Regions from separate parts of the Homo sapiens genome. Here region 2 is linked to region 1. A link is a loop called in an ENCODE intact Hi-C map of the cell type or tissue named here. Cell type or tissue: heart right ventricle. All regions are shown on one strand.

Region 1 (5,000 bases):
GTGCTGCTGTCCCACAAAATGCTCCCTTAGAAACCTCTGGCATCCCTCAGGGTCAAACGTGCATAACTTAGTGACCATTTCATCCTCTGAATCCGTAGGTGCCACCCTAGTCACACATTACACTATCACCTTTAACTTTGTCATTCTTCACTCTGCCTAGACCAGAGCAGACTTTTAGAGAATCAAAAGTACAGCCCCACTGGAAATGAGTAAAACCCTACCCCCCAAATAAATGTTTGGTCAGATGGTGTTATCCATCAGAGCTGAAGGGACATGAGGCTAGTGAAGAGAAGATTCTGGGCTTTATGTTAATGCTGACCTTCTCTGGAGCAACGTGGTCTCTTTAGCTTCCACACATGTCTAATCACTAGGGAGTTGTCTAGCTACACGAATTTTTCACATTTGTCAGCTAAATCAGCGCTCCAAATGCACAATGCAGCACTTAGAAACATTATGTGAATTTATTAAATTCTCTGGAGGACTTTGGGTCCATAAAGCAGTAAATTGATTACAGAGAACTGAGGCCATAATATTTTCATCAGCAGCAAAAGCTGCTGTGCTCCCATATTGTGCATGGCATATGAAGAGAAGCTGTTCCTCACTTCACTTGAGCTGGCAGGCTGAGAATCACACAGGAAACAAGGGGAAGGCTCTGGAATGCATCAAAATGATGCGTCATTTAATCAGTTTCTTTCAGAACGCCAGCTTTCAGGTACGCCTCTTATAAGAAAACTAAGGAAAAATATAAATAGCCTCTTCCTGCTTTGGATTTGCCTATGAATGCTTTCAGAATTAGCCCTCATGATCATAGCTGTTCATTGACTTTACCATGAAAGAGCGTATTGACATTATTATCAAAATAAGGGGCATTAGTAGCAGGTCAGGAGGAAACGATGGGTCTGTGTTGATGACATGGCTTGGATACTAAACATGCTTACATGTGGTTTGATGATCACATAACTGATGACCAATATCCCCTCCAAAGAAGGAAGGGAGAATCCTAACACTTTCTAGGATGCCCACCATGCCAGGAATTATTATAGGTGCTTTTCCATAGATTATCCTATTTCAAACTTTGCAACAATCTTAAGAGCTAGGAATGATAATTCCTGTTTTTAAGGGAGAAAGCCAAGGCTTAGTAAATTGCCCAAAATCACACGGCTGAAAAATTAGGTTGGAATCCAGACCAGGACTGTGTGTTTCCAAAGACACCCTTGTTCTTTGACCCCATTTCAAAATCTTTGATGTTCGTGTCTTCTAAAAGATTTCACTCCCCAGAAAGTAATTGGATAGCTTTCTGCTGCTGCATGGGAAAACTTTTGTCGTCTCAAATGTTTCTGGAGGGAGAGGAAGGGGTAAATCTCGGGGCAGTCGTGTTAGTGTCCTGGCACTAGAGCTGTCATTTTAGAACCTGCGAGAAGACTAGAATATTCTAGGCTAGTCCTAGAATATTATTTTGGCCATTTCACTGTGTCTTTGAGCCTTCTTCGGGCATCCTGGAAAAGGGAGTGATTATGACATTTAGGTATGATGAATGATAATCCTTTTTAAATCTATTAACTGGATTTTGATAAACATCTAAAATGACCGTAGTTCTTCCCTCTGCATTGAAAGGAGTGATGCAAGAGGAATAACCAGTGTGTTGGCAATTCTTACTTCTTGGTTGCCTCCAGACTAAACAAGGTCTTCGTATAGAGGAGCAGAGACCTTGCTACAGGAAGACCATGGAGGCAGGGAACAACCACTCCTCTCCTTGCACCACAGCTCTTGGACTGAGTTCTTTGGCTGTGATGGAAAAGAAGCAGTGTCTCTATAAGGCCTAAAAACCCCTGGCTAAAGGCTAATCTCAAAGGGAGGGCTCTGTCTTACTAAAATTTGTGGATTCCCAGTGCTTGGCAGACTGCCTGGTACACAGTAGACCCCCAGTAAGTGTTTATTAGATTCAATTGAAATATTAAGACAGCTCAGCAGTTTGTCAAGTTATAAATGCAGGAGTATGAGAATTACTTTGTGAGCTGTTTTTAAATATAGTAATTTGTGAGCATAATTGTATTTCATATGTGGTAATTCACAAAGTTAAGCCCAGCACTTCCCAGTTCATCTTAAAGCTATCTATTCAAGCAACTCTTGACTCTATAACAAAAACTATCCACTATCCATTATATCTGAATTTTTCTCAGCATATGTGCCCATCCAGAATAGTATTTCAAAACTGGAATTATCCAGGCCACACTGGAGCATATAATCAACTTGGAATTAGCCATTTTTTTCTTTTTTATTATTTCTTCCCCATATTGGCTGCAGTTGTATGAATTACAGATTTTATCTCCCTCAGACTTTTTTGCTTATGGAGTGGGGTGACTGATTTTGGTGCTTTCTCTTTTATTGCCTGTCTGACGTTAAAAATCCTATCAACCGTTCGGAAACTAATCTAATTCATTTCGAGAATAATGTTGTGAACTCTATTTACAGAATCCAAAGCCATAAAGCTTCTAATGCTACGTGAAACAGCACCCCCTACTGGCAATGTTGTCACATTACATCATCATATCCTCAGCACTGAAATCCATCTCTCTCCTGTTGAGAAACTTTGACAAGTAACTTCACAAACAGAACCTATTTAAAATACTTCAAATAGAACAAATCTCTTACTCTGTTTTACCTTCATGGAAACTATTCCTTGATAACAATTTTTGCTAAGAAAGGAAAATATGTGATCTCCCTTTTTCTAGGACCATAAAGTTGTAAAAGGCAAGTTTATTTCAAACTTAACATCAGGTGGGTCCAAACCATGCACTTCATGTCTCTGTGTTTCAGCAGTACAATTCTTTGTATAGCAAATGTACTTTCTTACAAAACACCAAAACTAGCTTTAAAAATAATTGCATATGATTTTTTCACTGTGACCATTTATTCATTCCCGACCACAGCATTCATTCAACAAGTAATTTTTTTTTTTTTTTGAGATGGAGTCTCACTCTGTTGCCCAGGCTGGAGTGCAGTGGTGTGATCTCAGCTCACTGCAACCTCTGCCTCCTGGCTTCAAGCGATTATCTTGCCTCAGCCTCCCAAGTAGATGGGATTACAGACACGTGCCACCACGCCCGACTAAAATATATATATATATATTTTGTATTTTTTGTGGAGACAGGGTTTCACCATGTTGGCCAGGCTGATCTTGAACTCCTGACCTCAAGTGATTTGCCTGCCTCTGCCTCCCAAATTGCTGGGGTTAGAGGCGTGAGCCTCTGCACCCGGCTACATTTAACAAATATTTACTGATCATCTAGGCTTGAGAATACCACAGTGAATAGCATGCATCTGGTCCCTGCCCACATAGAGCTTACAGCTGAGGTGACAGAATAAACCCATCCAATGCTGGATTTGACTAAGGAAACATCTGTGGAATCACAGAGCAAGGGTACTAGCATAGCCAACGGGAATTCAGAGAACCTTATCGCTGGCACTGTGAGTGCCCCAACCATTCCCCAGGACACACTGAAAGTTACTTGGCGCTTCAGTAGATTGTTCTCATCTTATTCTTGGTTTCCCGCATCAAACACCTGCATTTCTCTGGCCGAGGACTTCTGCTAGCGACAAAATGGGCAAGCTAAAAGTACCAGGGAATTAAGCAACCCTCAGCCAGTGAGGGACAGGAGTTGGTGGATAGACACCCTAGCTCCCTTGCCCTTCAATAGATAATTCTGAAGTGTATTCCACTCAGGCTCTTAGAAAGTCCCTGGCCAGGCACAGTGGCTCACACCTGTAATCCCAGCACTTTGGGAGGCCGAGGCGGGCGGATCATGAGGTCAGGAGTTTGAGACCAGTCTGGCCAACACAGTGAACCCTGTCTCTACTAAAAATACAAAAATTAGCAGGGTGTGGTGGTGTGTGCCTGTAATCCCAGCTACTCAAGAGGATGAGACAGGAGAATCACGTGAACCAGGAGGCAGAGGTTGCAGTGAGCTGAGATTGCGCCACTGCACTCCAGCCCAGGTGACAGTGCGAGATTCAGGACAGAAAGGAAGAAGAAAAGAAAAGAAAAGAAAAGAAAAGAGAGAGAAGGAAGGAAGGAAGGAAGGAAGGAAGGAAGGAAGGAAGGAAGGAAGGAAAGGGAAGGAAAGGAAGGAAAGGAAGGAAAGGAAAGGAAGGAAGTCCCCAGTAGAATGTGCACAATTCATTGTTAACAGGACTGCTGGGATTTCAACAGGCTTGGTAAATGACATTCATCTTTCTCACAAATGTTGTGAGGCAATTAAGAAATCCGACCAAAGAATAAGGCAGCTAGGAGAATAGATATCACATTGTTAATATTGAAAAATGAGGCTACGTCTCTAGGCAAGTAGATCACATTGCACTCAAGAATTAAACTGCTGGTCTTTTTAAATTTTTATTTATTTTTTTGAGACCTGGTTATAAGACTGGCTAATTTTTGTATTTTTCGTAGAGATGGAGTTTCACCATGTTGCCGAGGCTGGTCTCAAAATCCTGAGCTCAAGCAATCCATCTCCCTCAGCTTCCCAAAGTGCTTAGATTACAGGCGTGGGCCACCGCACCCAGCCACTGCTTATCTTTTGAATCCCAAGCACCACTGGACTGGGCAAGCCTCTGAAAAACAGGGCCTGCCTGGTGCATTTATGACAAGGATGATCAGAGTGGAATGCAAGCTTCCAGAAGACAGGCTCCTCCCAAGAGAAAAAGGGAAGAGGCTGAGCCATTTGGTCAGTTATTCCTTCCACATTCACCAGTCAGATAAGTGACGTATCTTCCAGAAAGGAGCAAGGAAGGGGCATAAAAACACCAAGGAAGGGACCTAGAGAAGACACTATGTCTGAGCCTAAGAGGAACACACATCATCCAGAAATCCTAGACTAGTGGAGCTCCCTCCACAAGAATAAAACCTCAACAGTGGGAAAAAGGGTCCCCACCACCACACACTCCATCCCATGTCAAAACTTTAAGAGAGTTTTGCTAGTCCAGTGATTCCCTCATACCACCAT
Region 2 (5,000 bases), 850 kb before region 1:
GTACACGGATCCGGAATTTTTTATTGTCATAATTAAGAACAATGCTGCCATTTTAATTTGGCAATGCAAATGATACGTAAAAGTGAACGATGGAGACATCCTTACACCAAGCGTTGCAACTATTTACTCAAGACAGTTCACCCTGAGTTGGATTGAGTTGAATCTCAGTCTCAATCTCTCCCCCACCCCCGTGTCTCTCTTTGGCAACCCCGCCTCCAATAGTAGATACTAACATTCTCAATAGGGAAATATTCAACTCTCTTCCGAGTCATAATATTTACATGAGATAAAAAGGGGATCACTCTTTAACATTGGAATCTTTGGGGATGACTGGCCTCTTTTCCTCCCAATTCCTACCTAGTCCTTGAGAATGCAGTGTCCTGGAGGATGTGAGGAGGTCGCTGGAGGGCCAGGCGCAGAGTGGAGACTGAAGGTTGGGTACCACCGCCAGGGTGGAGTGTCCGAAGGCGAGAAACGTTTCGTTTGTAACGAAGCCAGAGACATAGGCCCCCCAGTTTCAAGGCTAGGACGGGCTATGCCTGCCACCATCCTCCCGCAGCTTCCTGGCCGAGGTGGCAGGGCGCTGGGGTTTAGACCCAAGCACTGGATCCCCGCGTGGAAATGCAGAAGGTCCGCACATCAGCTCTCTTCTGAAGCAAGTCTTGGCTTGACTCCTTAGCACTATTCATGCTGACGAAGGACTTCACCTTACCCCAGGTCAGATTCTAAAGTCCATGAAATAATAGATTTAAACCAGTCTTGAAGTTAATGAAGAAAGATAAAGGAAGAGGAGGACCAAATAACATTGCTTCTATCTTAGAAGGAAATAAAACTGGCAAATATAACCCTTCCTTCCCCCAGTTTCAGACTCAAACTCAAGCTGACCCTTAAAAACTAGTGCTTAGTAAACGAAGGTTATCGAAGCGGAGTACGCCCTCCTGGCTTTTCGTGCTTGGACCCAAATGAGCGCTTTGACACCAATAGCTAAACTCCATCCGTCGGTGGTGCTGATCAAATTTTATTCTTGAGCCATTTATTGCGTTTATTTCTGTTTTCTGCTCATTAAAATTGTAATTAATGATCTCATCCAAATTTGCTGTAGCGACCACCTTCCAATGGTGTGTTACTTTAACATGCTGAATTCTCAAAATTGTCAAAGGGTTTTCCTTCTCCAGCCCGCAGTTCAACCCTGTCGGGAACGTAAAGATCAGCCAGAGATGGAAGAGATTTAGAGAGTAAAGGAAGCCACCCTTCAACTCCTAAACTCTAGATAGACATCCCACCACCACTGTCCAGGAGCTGGTACATCTCCATCTCCCGTAGCAACTCTAGAATTGGGAGTAGGCGCCAGAGTTTTGGAGAGGGTTTTCAAAAGCTTACAGTTCCCAGGGTGTACCTAGATGCTTCTGTATCTAAAGTTTCCGCCTGAATTTTGATGATTCTACCCCCATGTAAACCCAAAGGAAATAACAACAATAATCAAAGGGAGAAAAGTTAAGGGAAAAAACTCCCTCACTGTTCTCAGGTATAAACATCATCTGACAGATAAATATTCCTATTAAACGGATTCAGTTTTCAGCGAATTGAGTAACCCATAAATGATAATGAACGCGGTGGGAAGCGACGGGCGGGGGGGAACTCGGGAATGAAAAAAAAAATAAAGTGGAGGAGAAAGAACAGAAAAGGAAAGCAGGAGGTGGAAAGATGGAAGAGGACGATCCTTTGGCCTACAAGGGGATTAAGGACATCTATAAGGCTTAAGGAGCAACAAATTAATTTACACAATTCTGGGAGAGCCCAGATGGCCTTTAATTAATCCCTTCAAAAGAAGGAGCCAGGCCAGGGCTGCGCCGGCTGCCTGCTCCATTAGCTCCATTTTACAAGGGACCAGACTTGGTTCGAGGTGAGGCGCCCTCCAGAGCTGGTGGGGGAAGGGGATAGGATGACGCGAGCGGGCTAGTGGGGAAGCAAGGGAAGAATATGAACTGCTTTTCCATAAAAGGGCTGAGTTTTCATTATTCCTCTCTTTAAAAAGTAATACCCTCTTCGTCTCTGCTTCCCCCTCCCCTTTCTCATTTTATTTAGCACAATTAATTGAGGCGGCCACTGGCCCCAGCGCGGAACCGCACCACTCACCAGCTCCCGCCCCTCCTGGCCCCGCCCACAGGAGAAAGAAGTAGGGAGCGGGAGGGGACTAGGCGGGCGCGGCCCTACGCCTGGCCCGCCTCAGCCAATCAGAGGGTGCGGCGCCCCCGAGTGGGCGAGCCCCAGGGGCGACGCAAGGATCGAGGCGGCGAGCTATTGGACACGGTGGTTACGCCCCCGGCCTGCGCCCGGCTCGCCGGCCCCCGCAGCCTCGGAGTGACGTCCCTCAAAGTTCTCATTTTGGTCCCCCACTTCCCCCTCCCTTTCGTCCCCCAGCTAAAGAGGGGTAGGGAGTGATGCAAATGTTTTATTACCTTTGAGAGCTTCATCTGAACTGTCAGGCCCGGAGGGAGAGAGGAAAGGAGAGAAAGAGCGGAGGAGCCGCGGAGAGGGTCAGTTTGGCCAGAGGACAGGACTTAGAAGACCGAAGCCTGGGAAGCCGCGAAGAAAATGCCAGAGAGGAGAGTCAAAGGCTGAGAGTGAGAGGGAGAGAGGGAGCGGGGGTGGGGCGGGGGTCGCCGGGCCCGTTTGCAGAAGTGGACTGACGAGCGGCGCCGAAACCCAGCCGTCAGACTTTTCACACTTAGTCTTTTGTTTTTCTGTGTTTTTCCTCCCCCTTTTTCTTTTCAATATTGCAACTCCAGTGCCCCGTGGGCCAGAGGGCAAGGCGGGTGGAGGTGAGGACCTGGGAGCCGCGGGGATCCGTGGCACTGCCCTTTCTGGCGCAGCAGCCCGGGGCAGCGTGGGCGGAGGAAGCCCGCACAGAGGCTAGATCTCCCGCGGGCTGGATGCGCTTTCTCCCCGGGCACAGTGAGCGTCGAATGCGAATCAGCCGCGCGACCGAAAGAGCAGAGCATCCCAGTAAGATCAGAGGAGCGCCACGGGCTGCACAAGGCGTCCTTTGAACCTCCCCAAAGAAAGCAAGCCACCCCCACCCTCCAACTTCAAAGTGGAGATTCGGCAACTAACTTTGCTACAAACTCTCCGGAGCCAGCCTGGGTTTTGTTTTGCTTATTTCCCGGGGGCAGAAGATGAGAAGTAGCGCACTTTGAACAGCTAGGAAAAGTGAGGAAGAGAGAATAGCCAGGGATCGAATCTAGGACTCGCGGAACGAAAGGACTGCCTAGCCCGCCGGGACGCCTGCTTTTCTCGGCGAGCTGCCGCCTCCCGCGTGGAGGGTTTGGACATCTCTGCTGCGCAGCTAGGCGAGCAACTCCCGGCAGCGGCATTTTTGGTTCAGTTGGCAGCTCGCCTCCGGGCGCGCCGAGTGCCTCTCCGCTCGCGCCCTCGGCGCTTCCGGCTCCTCTGAGCCCCGCGGGGGGCACCAGCCAGCGCCCTCGCTGCAAGGCTACGGTCTCCGGCGTGGCCGTGGGATGTTAGCGGTGGGGGCAATGGAGGGCACCCGGCAGAGCGCATTCCTGCTCAGCAGCCCTCCCCTGGCCGCCCTGCACAGCATGGCCGAGATGAAGACCCCGCTGTACCCTGCCGCGTATCCCCCGCTGCCTGCCGGCCCCCCCTCCTCCTCGTCCTCGTCGTCGTCCTCCTCGTCGCCCTCCCCGCCTCTGGGCACCCACAACCCAGGCGGCCTGAAGCCCCCGGCCACGGGGGGGCTCTCATCCCTCGGCAGCCCCCCGCAGCAGCTCTCGGCCGCCACCCCACACGGCATCAACGATATCCTGAGCCGGCCCTCCATGCCCGTGGCCTCGGGGGCCGCCCTGCCCTCCGCCTCGCCCTCCGGTTCCTCCTCCTCCTCTTCCTCGTCCGCCTCTGCCTCCTCCGCCTCTGCCGCCGCCGCGGCTGCTGCCGCGGCCGCAGCCGCCGCCTCATCCCCGGCGGGGCTGCTGGCCGGACTGCCACGCTTTAGCAGCCTGAGCCCGCCGCCGCCGCCGCCCGGGCTCTACTTCAGCCCCAGCGCCGCGGCCGTGGCCGCCGTGGGCCGGTACCCCAAGCCGCTGGCTGAGCTGCCTGGCCGGACGCCCATCTTCTGGCCCGGAGTGATGCAGAGCCCGCCCTGGAGGGACGCACGCCTGGCCTGTACCCCTCGTGAGTACTACCACCCGCGCCCCGATGCCTGCCTGCCGTGCCTGTTCTGCCCACTCCCGGGTCGCGGCCCCTGGTGTGCATGCCGCTCAGTCCATCCTGTGGCCCGCCCCAGTAGTTTGACAGCGCCGGAATCACACCAGTTAGGTTGGGCCAGGGCTTCCAGAAAGGGATTCTCGCTTTTCTGAGCTCGCGTGGCTGTATCCAAGCGCCTCCCTCTCTCTAAGTCTTGAGTACGCCTGGGCTGAGCCGGTGTGTGTGTGTTCGTGTGGACCACAACGCGGTGAGGGACGTGTGTCTCGTCCGAGGCCCTGGCTGTTCCTGAAACGGCCTGGCCAGGACCGCAGGCCTGGCCTGGATTAGAAAGATGGGGAGGAGAGGGGAGGAGAGGCCACTGCATCTCTGCTTTCCCGGCTCCTCCCTGTCGTCCAGCGCCCCATTCCGCCTTCGCCAGCCTAACCCGCTGCCTCTCTTCGAAGCAGTGAGGCCCGGCAGCGGTGAGCCCTCCACCGCCCGGGAAGTGAGTGTATTTGCATGCACGTCTCCGCCTGGGGTGTCCCCACCTCACCTCTTCGCCCTCGCCGCCCGAGTACACTCGGCCTGGGTGAGCCCATTGAAGACAGTCCAGCGTCCCCAGGGCAGGGCGAGCGCTTCCAGCCGCTCACCAGCGCTGGGCCCGCGCTTTCCCACCTGCCTCCACTCTGGGGGCTGGCACACGCTGCGTCCGGGCACATTTGGGGACATCGTGGAGCTCAACACCCTAACACAAGAGCGAGCCAGGAGAAGAGTGAGATGAAGGGACACGGCCTGGGGAA

Evidence for each region. A loop is a pair of places that touch in the nucleus more often than their neighbours do. Peaks named below come from ENCODE experiments on the same cell type or tissue, not always from the same donor. Only the 100,000 strongest peaks of a DNase experiment are listed, where the experiment ranks them.
Region 2: a loop joins it to region 1, with 9 times the contacts of the local background. A loop is called at or near these places in 68 of 110 quality-filtered maps.

What each region holds. Positions count from the first base shown.
Region 1 is chr4:83,642,390-83,647,389 of GRCh38, reverse strand. No RefSeq gene overlaps it. Among named protein-coding and RNA genes, the nearest start is that of GPAT3, 110 kb to the right of the region's middle. In heart right ventricle, a CTCF peak has its summit at 2,515 (motif pointing left); no DNase peak of the experiment used is centred here.
Region 2 is chr4:84,496,747-84,501,746 of GRCh38, reverse strand. It overlaps NKX6-1 (NK6 homeobox 1), which reads left to right and starts at 2,455. Exons shown (of 3, transcript NM_006168.3): 1 at 2,455-4,188. The coding sequence starts at 3,519. In heart right ventricle, no CTCF peak of the experiment used is centred here; a DNase peak (open chromatin) is centred at 2,236; H3K4me3 peaks cover 2,203 bases; H3K27me3 peaks cover 5,000 bases.